Regions from separate parts of the Homo sapiens genome. Here region 1 is linked to region 2. A link is an interaction called in ENCODE POLR2A ChIA-PET data of the cell type or tissue named here. Cell type or tissue: OCI-LY7. All regions are shown on one strand. Each heading gives the region's core, and the rest is flanking DNA. Links, peaks and the distances in the headings are about the cores only. Region 1 has its middle 94 kb from the start of CRLF3. Region 2 overlaps CPD (carboxypeptidase D).

Evidence for each region. Peaks named below come from ENCODE experiments on the same cell type or tissue, not always from the same donor. Only the 100,000 strongest peaks of a DNase experiment are listed, where the experiment ranks them.
Region 1: POLR2A ChIA-PET joins it to region 2 with 22 read pairs; 2 of 35 experiments call an interaction of 5 or more read pairs at or near these places.

Annotation. Positions count from the first base shown.
Region 1 is chr17:30,727,822-30,734,362 of GRCh38, reverse strand. It overlaps the pseudogene SUZ12P1. Among named protein-coding and RNA genes, the nearest start is that of CRLF3, 94 kb to the left of the region's middle. RefSeq lists a silencer at 2,377-2,446 and an enhancer at 2,144-2,764. In OCI-LY7, for the core only: no CTCF peak of the experiment used is centred there; DNase peaks (open chromatin) are centred at 2,906 and 5,572; H3K4me3 peaks cover 3,607 bases; H3K27ac peaks cover 3,956 bases.
Region 2 is chr17:30,460,093-30,466,633 of GRCh38, reverse strand. CPD (carboxypeptidase D) reads right to left here. Exons shown (of 21, transcript NM_001304.5): 18 at 5,323-5,454; 19 at 4,572-4,757; 20 at 4,165-4,264; 21 at 1-2,046. The coding sequence ends at 1,820. Among named protein-coding and RNA genes, the nearest start is that of GOSR1, 14 kb to the left of the region's middle. In OCI-LY7, for the core only: no CTCF peak of the experiment used is centred there; no DNase peak of the experiment used is centred there.

The DNA of each region.
Region 1 (6,541 bases), core at 812-5,811, 270 kb before region 2:
TGAGGTCGGGAGTTCGAGACCGGCCTGACCAACATGGAGATACCCTGCCTCCACTAAAAATACAAAAATAGCCAGGCATAGTGGCGCATGCCTGTAATCCCAGCTACCTGGGAGGCTGAGGCAGGAGAATCACTTGAACCTGGGAGGCGGAGGTTGCCGTGAGCCGAGATCGCGTCATTGCACTGCAGCCTGGGCAACAAAGAGCAAAACTCCGTCTCAAAAAAAAAAAAAAAATTGTAGTCAGCCAAAACAGAATCCTAATACATCCTAATACAGATATGATGACATCCTAATACAGATCCAGACATTCCTAATACAGGTATGATGAAAGTCAGTCAAGATTTTTTTTTTCTTTTTTTGAAAAGGGGTCTTGATATGTTGCCCAGGCTGGTCTCAAACTCGTGGGCTCAACAGATCCTCCTGCCTCAGCCTCCAGAGTAGCTAGGATTACAGGTGGGATCCACTGCACTCAAAAGTCAGTCAATGTTGAAATAAATCTCGGACACAAACTGCAGAAAAAATTCTCAATAAATATTCCTAATTATAATTTAAAGTTTTATCTATTTTGTTCAATATAAATATTACCTCAATACATTTTTTACACAATTGACAGATTCACAAAACCGTCTAACGCTTAAAATGAGTTGAATTAAATTTCAAATTAGTTAAAATGTAATTTGTTATACAGGACTTAAGTGGATGAAAAATACATATACTATTATATTAGTTACATTAATGACCTATTAGTATCACGTTGTCATTATACAGCAGTATCAGAATAAACCAAATAGAAATAACTGTGAATAATTACATTCAAGTATTTAAACTTTCCAGTAAACAACTTCAAGTTGTTTTATGACCAGATCTAGCTCTTAATGACACTTGACTTCCCTGAGGTCGACTCATCAGAACGCAAATAGTTAAAACTTTCTTGGAGAATGTGTCTTCTCTTAACATTCAGAAAGAACTTTTAAAATTTCCACCTAAATCTTCAATTGGTTAGTTTTATCTTAAATTAACTAAAGGGAGATGAGATACTTTAGAAGGGGTACAAACAAGTATCATTATTGTCACCACTGCCCTTCAGTTCTCCATCCTATTTCCAATTAAAGCCTCTCTAGATATTTCAAAGTATATTAAGAAATATGTGAATAATGTGAATCTCTCTGAAGCAAGGTCAATATTCGTTTCGATAAAAACTGAAACTCCTTCTATTAAGTTCCAATTAGAATTTCATGAAGCACTAATGAGAGAGAATGAAGGAAGGGTATTAAACAACATAATACGGTCTTTCTAAGCACAGCTGATACCATGCCCTTAATATATGCCACAGTGAAACTGTAAATAAGGACACTGGGCGGTAGAGCCAAGTTTATTCAAGTTTCTGTAAGATTACTTAGCTATTAAAGATCACCCAAATTATAACACACAAAAGCAAAAAAGGAAACCAATCAGGATATAACATTCCTTAAAGAACAATCAGGATTATTCATAGTCACGATGTTTTTAATAAATTCTATTGTTTATTTCCAGACACCTTGCTCTCCTTTCCAAATAAGTCAGTTTCACCTACCAGACAGACCTTAGAAACAGAAATTGACCCAAGAAAATGTCCTGTAAGCCGAGTAGAAAAAGCAGAATTCTGGGGTCGTCTCCAGAGAAGATGCTTGACCACTCTCTGGCTCAGTTTACATATCCACAAAATGGGTGGATAGATTTGAAGGGTTTTAAGCATCCAAAGGTGCCATAGGAACCTGCAGCACCAAGTTAGCGCGAAGGCATTTCAGACTAAGGACACTTTCTTCGGTTCCACTGCACTCATCCCTTCACAGGCTTCATTTTGCCCCTCAAAAGCTACAACCGAAACCCCTGTATTTCTAGAGTCCGAAAGGCATGAAAGAAAACAAGAACCAGTCTCGGGATGTGACTGCGGCTCAGTTCAACTGCTACCTCCTCATCTAAAAGCCGCCTGCTCTGAACGTGGGGCCCCAGTCCCGAGCCTCTTGCGTCAATCTTGGGGGAGTCAAGAACCCGCCCGGACCCTCTTTTCCAGCTCTCCCAAGGCCCTGGACTCCGGATCCCCTGGAGACGTAATCTCCGAAAGGGGGACATCCCCTCAATTCCTCCCTCCACTACCACACAAGTGGACTCCCGAGGAGGAAGGGGGCCCAGCAGAGTGTCCCATCCCCGGTGTTGGCAGAGTGGGTCTTCCTGCCCTCAAAGCCTCGCACGCACTCACTCTCAAAGGCCTGGAGGAAAAGCTCGTGGTCAGCCTGGACGTGCTCCATTTTCGACTTCTTCACCGGTAACGCCGCGGAGGAGGAGGAGGCCGAGTAACTGCCACCGCCTCCACAGCCCCCGCCGCCGGATTTGCCGCTCGAAGCCGTCGCCGCCGAACCCCCGAAGCCGCCTCCCCCGGACCCCGCGCTGGGCCCCGAGCCGCCCCCTCCCCCACCGCCGTGCTTCTGAGGCGCCATCGCGGTTCCTGCCTCCTTCCCCGGCCAGCTACTCGCCGGGCGGCCCCGGAGAGTAAGCGCCTGCAATACCAACCGCTCGCCCCAGCAGGCTCCGGCTGACCGAGGGGAGAAGGAGGAGAGAGGGGAGGAAAGGGGAAGGGAAGGCAGGAGGAGAGGAGGGAAGGAGGGAGGAAGAAAAAGTGTCTCCTCAGAGCCCCGCTCCGCTTCGGAGGCCGCTCACCCTACCCAGGCCTCGCTCCGCCCACTTCCCCCGCCCGGCGCTCTGATTGGCCGGCGGGAGCGCGCACCGCCGGGCCGCCCAGCCCGTTGGCCCGCGGATTCCCCCGTCAGTCACGCGGAGGCGCTTCTCGCGGAGGCGCGGCTTGGTTGGCCGGTGCGCGCTGCCGATCGCGGGCCCGGCCGCCTCTTTGAACTGAATTCGCGGGAAAATTAGGGGTCGGAGCGGCCTTCCTGCTGGCCCCGGTGCATTGTGGGGAGAGAAGGACCCAGCGAGCGGTTTAGAGAGTCTAGATCCTTAGTTTTTTGCCCCCAAACACCGTAAGAGCGGTCAGAGAGGTAAACTGGTTGAGAAGTACTTACATACACTCTTCTCTTCTTGAGGATCTATACCTTTTCAGCTCAGAAAGCTGAGAAGGAATCCGGTGTTTTGCGAGCCTTGCTTTTTTTTTTTTTTTTTTTTTTTTTTGAGACGGAGCCTCCCTCTGTCGCCCAGGCTGGAGTGCCAGTGGCGCGATTTCGTCTCCCTACAACCTGCGCCTCCCGGGTTCAAGCGATTCTCCTGCCTCAGCCTCCAGAGTAGCTGGGATTACAGGCGCTCGCCACCACGCCTGGCTAATTTTTTTGTGTTTTTATTAGAGACAGGGTTTCACCATGTTGGCCAGGCTGGTCTCGATCTCCTGACCTCGTGATCCGCCTGCCTCGGCTTCCCAAAGTGCTGGGATTACAGGCGTGAGCCACTGTGCTGGCCAGAAACACACATTCTCTGAGGCGGGCCCTCCAGCATGGGAACCCCTGCTCTGTCACATCCAGCTGTCATCCCAGCCTGTCCCATCTCAGGCTGTCCTGGGCTCTCAGTACCATCATTGAGCCAGCACTTTCAAATCTCTTATGTCCAGCCTGGAATTTCTCATCAGAGCCCCCATTACCATTTCCCTGCTGAAAACCAAAACCCTTGTAATTGGCCCAGTTAGCTCCCTGACCCCATGTCTGCTCCAGCCACTCCTGCTATTCCTGGACCACAGCAGGCCTTGCCCCAGGGCCTTTGCACCTGTCGCTTCCTCCACCTGTAGCTTCTGCCAACCCACTGTCCACATGGCCGGCTCCTTCAGGCCATTGCTCAGATGGAACTATTCACCTGGTGTATAGAATGTCCTCTTCATGGGGCAGGGATCATTGAACTGTTTTGCTCATGGTGGCCGCATCCCCAAATTTTACTTTTTTTTTTTAGAGATAGGGTCTTGCTCTGTCACTCAGGCTGGAGTGCAGTGGTGAAATCATGGCTCACTGCAGCCTCCACCTCCCAGGCTCAAGCGATCCTCCCGCCTCGGCCTCCCTAGTAGCTGAGACCACAGGTATGCGCCATCACGTCCAGCTAATTTATTTTATTTTGCAAAGATGAGGTCTTGCTATGTTGCCCAGGCTGAACATGAACTTCTGGCCTCAAGAGATCCTCCTGCCTCAACATCCCAAAGTGCTGGGATTACTGCTTGAGGCCATCACCATTGTTGTCTTCATATCCTCAACTTTTAGAATAGGCCTGGCACGCGGCACTGAATTATTTGTTGAATGAATCTCAGATCCCAAAGCTGAGACTCTGCCTTGATTCCTCACCTTCCCTGTCATCCCCCTCACAGAAGCCATCAGCAAGTCCTGTGGGCTCTGCCTCTCAAGTATCTCGCGACCTGCCCACTTCTGGCTCTAAGCACAGCACCCAGGCCCATGCCGCCATCCTATGTCACCTGTATGTTGTCCTGGCCTCCTTGCCCGCCTCCCAATCCGCCCTTCACTCAGAGCTAAGGGACCACATAATGATGTTGATCCGAACATTAACTGACCCCCTGGTCTCTGCTGGGGTCTCATTTCCTCACTAGAGCCCAGAGGCTGTGGGTGAACTGGTGCCACCAAGCTCTCCAAGCCCCATTCTGTCCTCCCTCCTGTTCCTGAAACATTCAACATTCCAGTTCCAGCCCCCAAGCAGGATCCCTGCATGTTGGCTGCGGCTGCTCATTGTTCAGGGCTCAGCCGCAAGGTCACCGCAGCAGAGTGACCTACCCTGGCCCCCTGCAAACAAAACAGTCCTCGCCTGCTGCCCTCACCCGCCATCTTTTCCCTGTTTTTAATTCACAGCTCTCAAGTGAGCACCTGAAATTACCTTTTTATCAACACGAGCTTCTTGAGAGAGGCCCTTAGAAATCAGCACACGGCTGGGCACAGTGGCTCATGCCTGTAATCCCAGCACTTTGGGAAGCCGAGGCGGGTGGATCACCAGAGGTCAGGAGTTCGAGACCACCCTGGCCAACATGGTGAAACCCCGTCTCTACTAAAAATACCAAAAAATTAGCCGGGCGTGGTGGCAGATACCTGTAATCCCAGCTACTCGGGAGGCTGAGGCACAAGAATTGGTTGAACCCGAGAGGTAGAGGTTGCAGTGAGGCTAGATTGTGCCATTGCACTCCAGTCCGGGCAACAGAGCCAGACTGTCTCAAAAATAAATAAATAAAATAAAACAAATAGGCACAGGCCCTCAATAAATAAAGATCCCCACAGGGCAGGACACCTGGTCCAGACCTCAGTCTCCTCACATGGGAAATGGGAGGATAATATCTGCAAGACAGCCCTGAACACCCCCTCTCCAGCCCTGTAGCTCTCTGCCCGCTTCCCCTCTCATGCCCACTCCTGATACCAGCTCCCTCTCCACTGCCCCAGCTTCTTCACTAAATCCCCCGCAGCCACCTCCAGCCCCCATCCGCATCTCCCCCCACATCCCTGACTAGACACGGCTGGTGTCACTTTCAGATCATTTTACAGCGTGTTACTCCCCCAGCCGCCACCAGCCCCCGTCCGCATCTCCCCCCACATCTGTGACTAGACATGGCTGGTGTCACTTTCAGATCATTTTCCAGCATGTTACTTTGGGGATGGGGAGTGGCTTCCTTATTTCAACTTCCTCATTTCTCCAACTGTCCAGCCACAGAAAGGTTCAGTGGAGGCAGTGTCCCCAAGCTGAGGAGTACTCCCCTCCCAGGGTCTCCAAGCGCTTTCTTTCACACTGCAACAGGCATCCTAGCAGAGGAACTGGTTAGGGGAAGTAAAAATGGCTGGATTTGTACGGTGACTCATGCCTGTGATCCCAGTGCTTTGGGAGGCTAAGGTGGGTGGATCACTTCAGCCCAGGAGTTCAAGGCTGCAGTGAGCTATGATCGTGCCACTGCACTCCAGCCTGGGCAACATGTCTCTAGAAATTTGTTTTTTTTTTTGAGACGGAGTCTCACTCTGTCACCAGGCTAGAGTGCAGTGGCACGATCTCGGCTGACTGCAACCTCCGCCTCCTGGGTTCAAGCGATCCTCCTGCCTCAGCCTCCTGAGTAGCTGGGACTACAGGCATGCGCCACCACGCCCAGCTATTTTTTGTATTTTTAGTAGAGACGGGGTTTCACCGTGTTGGCCAGGATGGTCTCGATCTCTTGACCTCGTGATCAGCCCACCTGGGCCTCTCAAAGTGCTGGGATTACAGGCGTGAGCCACAGCGCCCGGCCAAATTTTTTGTTTTTTAATTTGGCGTGGTGGTGCCCAGCTACTTGGGAGGCTGAGGCAAGAGGATCACTTGAGCCCAGGAGTTTGCAAGGCTGCAGTAAGCTATGATCCTGCCACTGCACTCCAGTCTGGGCAACAGAGCAAGACCCTCTCTTAATTAAAAAAAAAAAAAAAGGGCAGGGAAGCCACCCGATGCCAAGTTGTGTGGGCAGCGAATCCACATGGGTCTAGATCCCAATTTTGCCTTATACGTGCCCTGTGTGACCTTGAGCTGGTCTCCTCACCTCCCTGGCCCTGGTTCCCTCTGCGCT
Region 2 (6,541 bases), core at 576-5,575:
AAAAAGAGCAATACACCACCATCCTTAAAGAAAACATAAAGATTATTAGAAATTAAATCATGTATACTTCACTAACTATTAGCATCCCACAAGCTCTGTTCCATGTATGAGGTGGCAGAATTTACAGTTGCTAATACCAGAATACCAGAATGGCTTAACCTTGAACCACGGATTTATCACAGATACTTATTAACAAATGACATGACCTCATTATTCTTGCTAAAGAAAATCTTCTTTTATAAAGCCACTTTGAATGCATTCCTCACAAAACCTGGTTGAACGACCTAGGAAGGTGGTAAACCCCTCCACCTGAAGGCTTTGGGATAACTGATACATTAATGGATATAGAATACAATTTGAGAAGATAAGAGCAAGTTTTTTGGTCCCCTGATTTAGTATAAGTTCAGCAGCAACTTGGTTATTAAAACATTCAAAGGTATTAAACCGTTACATCATTGGTAAGATGCATACTTACAAAAAGCATCATTTCCATTGCATGATAAGACAGACATAATAAAATGCAAATCTTTCCGGTCTTTGCCTGATTGGCAGTGAAGATGACACTTTCACACCACAGTGTTTTATCACTCAGCAGTCATAGTTTACATTTTTTTTCAAGGGAGGAAGCTATACTTAAAAGCTTTCGACTGAACTTTTAGAAAAATTGGTTGATCAAAAAGAGACCGTCAAATGAAACATTAGGGCAAAGAACCAAATCACTCCCAGAGGCCTATGTGAACAAGACCGGTCAAGCGATTTCAATAATAGTATGCTATTACAGGGTATAGGCTTGGGCTGGAGCATGAAGTATAGATATTTTGTGTTCAAATACAGGTTAAGAATGTGCAAGTAGGTCTCTTCCACATTTCTAGATATTTTCAGTAGAATTCAGATCTTGTAGATGGCTGGGTCATCTGAAAACCATGTGTGCAACATAGAAAAAGGTTCCGATTTAGGCAATATTAAAGAATCAGGCATTCCTAGAATAAGCTAGTGCTTCACAGATATAAGCAGCAGCACCTGTGGGTTTTTACCAAGTTCAAAGATAGACAACATGAGTTTTAGCTTTTGCTAGATCTCTCTCTCAGCTTCATTCAAGTGGGCATTTAGACCTTTCACAATAAAGTTAGTAAGTTCTCCCTTAAAATGGGCTATTTAGAAGTTTGCTAAACCTTAAGAGAGGTAGTGAAATCCTGCTTACAGCGTAGTCTACCAGTTCCGATCTAGCCTTGGAACAGGTAGAAAGCCAAATGCAGAAGCCCATTTATTCATTTCCTACTGTTATATGTGTTTAAAAATCAATTCAACCTCCATTAAACCTGAATAAGAAAAACTCCAGCTATTTAACAACTAGAGAAAAGTACTCCTCAGTAGGTTGAAAAAACCTTGAGTTTTTAAAGCTTTATGTCGATTCTGACTGCTGTCCCTGCCTTAATGTTTCTGGATTCTTTTGGCCATTTAAAACAAAGAAAAATACTAAAGCCACTAGTAAACATCTGATGTGCAAAATACAACATCCTCTAGTTGGCTTTATGCCATTATTACATAAGCTCCAAATAGCTCATCTTAAATTAAAAAGAAAAAGTGGCTGTCCCATCTCTGCTGCATAAATCAGATTTTTTTTTAAAGGTTTAGAGTACTTTAAGGAAGGGAAGTTCAAAACTGCCAGTGAAATTCACAGAGAATACAAATTTAGCAATTTAATTTCCCAAAGCTCTTTGAAGAAGCAAGAGAGTCTCTCTTCTTAATGCAGTGTTCTCCCAAGAGGAACTGTAATTTTGCTTGGTACTTATGCTGGGAGATATGCAAAATGTGTTTTTCAATGTTTGCTAGAATATAATGTTTCCTCTTCAGTGTCTGTTTCATCCTGGAACTCATGGCTTAGGAGGGACTTCTTGGAGCCGGTAGACATCATGCGAATTTCATCTTCATACTCATCATGATGCTGCCTGAGCCGATGAAAGCCATCCTTGTGTCTATTAGACTTGATTGAGCAGATGCACCAAATAATGCAAGCTGTTAGGATCAATGCCGACATAGTAGCACCTGACAAACAAAAACCATCATGTGGGTGATATTATACTTTAAGGATATTAATAAGCAGCCGCTTACAATGGAACTTTTAATAATATACCCCTCATTTATTTTATTTCTATTTCATGCACTTAAGAACAACCTTTATTATTATAGAAGCAGTATATGTACAATATACAAAGTTTAAAAATACAGATAAGCAAACTAACAAAAGCCAAAACCAAAAAACCTCCTATATTTACATTTCCATTACCCAGAGATCATTTTTAGTTATAAGATCTTTTGTGTGTGTGTGTAATCCTCCCACCTCAGCCTCCCAAGTAGTACCACAGGTGCATGCCACCACACCTGGCTAATTTTTTTTTATTTTTGCTAGAGATAGGGTTTTGCCATGTTGCCCAGGCTAGTCTAGAACTCCTGACTTCAAGTGATCCACCTGCCTCGGCCTCCCAAAGTGCTGGTATTACAGGCGTGAGCCACCATGCCTGGCTCCAGATCTTTCTTTATGCATATGCACGTACATGTATTTTTTTTCTTTTACCATAATGAAATTATACTGTGTCTACTGTTCTGCAACCTGCTTTTTATGACTTCTATTATACTTTTCCTTTCCAGTAAACTTTCATTTCATCCAAATCTCCTTGTTTATTTTAAATTTGTACAAGGTTATCAAAATAAAAGTGTTAGAAACTAAAAGTAATAAAAACTAAGTTCACAATAGCTAATGGGTGACAGAGCCAGATTTAAACCATGGCTGAATTCTACCTCCTGTGTTTTTAACCACTAAGTTATTTACACTTTATCTGAGACAAGCTAAGAACCCTTTAAACACACCACACAGGATCTATGATTGGGCCATGTTTCCAATATACTACTTTCTCTCAACTAAGGGTCTCTCCCACAGGAACCCTGTGATAAAACTTGGTTATTCTGCCTCATCCAAGCTGCACTTAGAAATAAACTAAGGCTGTTTGTATCAAATAGATAAAGTATAGCAGAGTATTCATTTTACCACATTTTTTTCCTTCCTAACCTTTCAGTAATCCAAGCAATGACATGAATTAGTTCCAGCGTAAACAAACATTTCCTCTTTCCTGGATCTTGAAAAAGCGGAACTAATATAAGTCAAAGTCCTAGGAACTTATGACTTTAATATAAAGCAAATCATTCATTCATTCAACAACTCTTCATTAAGACCCACTGCGTGCTAACCATCGTTCTAGGCTTGGAGGATACAGGTAGATTCCTCCCTCTCTCAGAACTTATGTTTTAGTGGGAGAGATTGAATATAGACAAATACATGAACAAATATATAATGTTATGAAAGTGCTATAATGAAAAAAAGCAGGATAGAGATAGTGACAGGGGTAGCTAGGGTGATCAGGGAAAGCCTCTCCGTGGAGGTGACGTTTGAGTATAGACCTGAAGAAAGAGAAGTGTTGGGAACAGGCCCCCCAAAATATGGCCATAAACTGGCCCCAAAACTGGCCATAAACAAAATCTCTGCAGCACTGTGACATGTTCATGATGGCCATGACATCCACACTAGAAGGTTGTGGGTTTACCGGAATGAAGGCAAGGAACACCTGGCCCGCCCAGGGCGGAAAACTGCTTAAAGGCGTTCTTAAACCACAAACAATAGCATGAGTGATCTGTGCCTTAAGGACATGCTCCTGCTGCAGATAACTAGCCCAACCCATCCCTTTATTTTGGCCCATCCCTTCGTTTCCCATAAAGGATACTTTCAGCTAATATAATATCTATAGAAACAATGCTAATGACTGGCTTGCTGTTAATAAACACCTGGGTAAATCTCTGTTGGAGGTTCTCAGCGCTGAAGGCTATGAGACCCCTGATTTCCCACTTGACACCTCTATATTTCTGTGTGTGTCTTTAATTTCTCTAGCACCGCTGGGTTAGGGTCTCCTTGATGGAGCTGGTCTCGGCAGAGAAAGGCAAGCCAGGAGAACATATGCGAGAACAGAGGTCCAGGAAAATCACATTTAGATAAGGAGACATTAGAAGACAAGTGATTAGTTTCAGGATCAATATGAGAGAGGTGACCCACTCTCATATTGAAATGTCAAGATTGTTTTTAACTTTTACTACTAAAAATCAAAATGTCTTTACCTGATACAGTTACCACAAGCTCCCTTGGCAAACCAAATATCCGGTTATCTGTGTCAAAGACTATCACCACAGAACTAGCTGCATCATGATGCACAAAGACCTAGAAGGAGAAAGTGTAAGAATCATGACAAATTCTGCTTAAGGTGTACTGTATCCCTGCTATATTATTAGGCCCCATATAGCAAACTAAGGAGATGATGCATTGCCATCTAAAGTATACAAAATGCTAGAAAATTTTCCCTTTTGTTAGCAAGGGGTACAAGGATAACAAGATATCATAATCAAGAGGCAGTCACACTTTTAATTTCTTTATTCCCTTCAAGATTTCTAACAAGAGTTTCAAAATAAAACAGAAGTATTATTAAGAATAAAAATTTACATGATGCTACTCAATTTGAGTTTCTTACCTGTGAATGTTGTTGCTGGTACCCATCAGCGATGGCAATAATGTTATGGACACCTGGCGCTAAGAGTACATGGAAATAACCTCCCTCTTTTGTTTGTACCTTTATTCCTTCATTAAGTACAATGACTGCTTTAGAGATTGGCTTTCCAGTCTTATCTTTAACAAATCCATGAACTCCCTTGTGAACCTGAAAAAATGTTTAAAATATAAATTTATGTTGTCATAATGCCAGACATGGTAGAGGCACTAGCTTGAGGCATGACCAAAACCAACCAAACAAACAAACAAAACAAAAACCACACACAAACAAGTATCAAACTCTGTATGGCCTGCTTCTTCTCTTCCCTCCCCACTGACTCTGACCTTGTTTGCTATTCATTCAATATTCAGGCTCACAGAGCTGGAAATAAAAGAGAACTCTGATATTGTCATAGCCTGAAGCATTAGAACCCAATCTTCCAATGCCTTGAGTGATTTCCTTCCCACCATGGTATACTGACTCCAGTAACTCTGTGATATTCAAATTAAAGAACTTGCAGCATCTTGCAAGGTCAAATTACCTAAATTATAGCAGATTCCAGAGATGTGAATAAATGGCATCTATTTAGGAAACATAAAATGACCAAAACTCTTCTTTCTATATAAATTTAAAATAAATAATATACATTTTTGGTAAAAGACAATGTTTTGATAAAGGTTTTCACTGAACATATTCCTGGGAGTTTGCCTCTAGTTAAAAGGAAAAGACTCACCTCCACTAACATACTAAGAAGAGATCTCTTATTGTCTGCCCACAAGGAAGGGAGTCGTGCAGCACTAGGAAAGTAACAGCAGCTTGTGTATACTGTGATTTCCGGACAATGGCCATAGGTGACACTATAATCCTAGAATATAAAGTTCAAAATCAAATGTGGGAAAATTAATAAGTAAAAGAAAGAATAAGGCTTTGTAATACAACAAATGGAGTAAATGAAAAGAAAACGTAGCTGACGTAAACAAAGAAGCTGTAAAGCATTTTATGACAAATATAAATAAACCTCTCTGTATTATAATCAATCACAAACTCTATGAGAGCCCTTGAGGACAGGGGCTATGTCGAATTCATTTTCCTATCTTCAGTGCTTCCCACAGTGCCTGGTAGTGCCAGGTAGATGGGGTTTATTCGGGTTTGCTGAAGAAATGAATGAATGAGTACATGCAGAAGAGGGTCAGCTTCCCTCAAAACCCAGAAATGTCACAGTTGTACTTGAAGCTATGGAGATAATGATCATCAGCTCTCTCATACCCTCAACCTGGACCCCTGCTGGTGACAATATCCACTCCCTGCAATACGGCATTGATATTATCAAGGTACAGGAACTGCCTGTGCAGACAGGTTCAAAAACCCAACTTACCACCTTTTCCCAAAATCTCTTCTTTTTCCTAACTCAGTTAATGGTATTAACTCATTTTCTTACATAGCAATGAAACCTCTTGTCTTTGACTTCTCTATCTCACTATCATCCATAATTTGCTGAATCTTGTCAATTCTACCTCTATAGAATATCTAAAATGTCATCCTTTGACTCTACTCTCGTTGCCACTAGCATAACCTAGGCCCTCATTACTTTTTGTCTAGATAATTCCAAACCGGTCTCCCTGTACCAGTCTCTCCTTCCTCCAAACTATCTTAACTGATTATTTAGAGATTAGTTTTCCCATAGCATAGCTCAGATCATGTCAATATTGTTACCCCTGCTCAAAACCTCAGTTTCCCATTCTTATTAAAACAAAGCATTCAAAGCAACAAGCACTCTTTCCATTCTTAAACTTCTGTGGCTCTGCATTACACCCCATATTCTAACTAAATTAGACTTCTGCTATGTACTGCTTCCTCTTTCTGGAATGTTCTGCTTCACTATCTCTGCAGCCCAAATGCCATCTCCTCTAAAGAGAAAAGGCTGTATCTCTGACTAGATATAATTTTTTGTG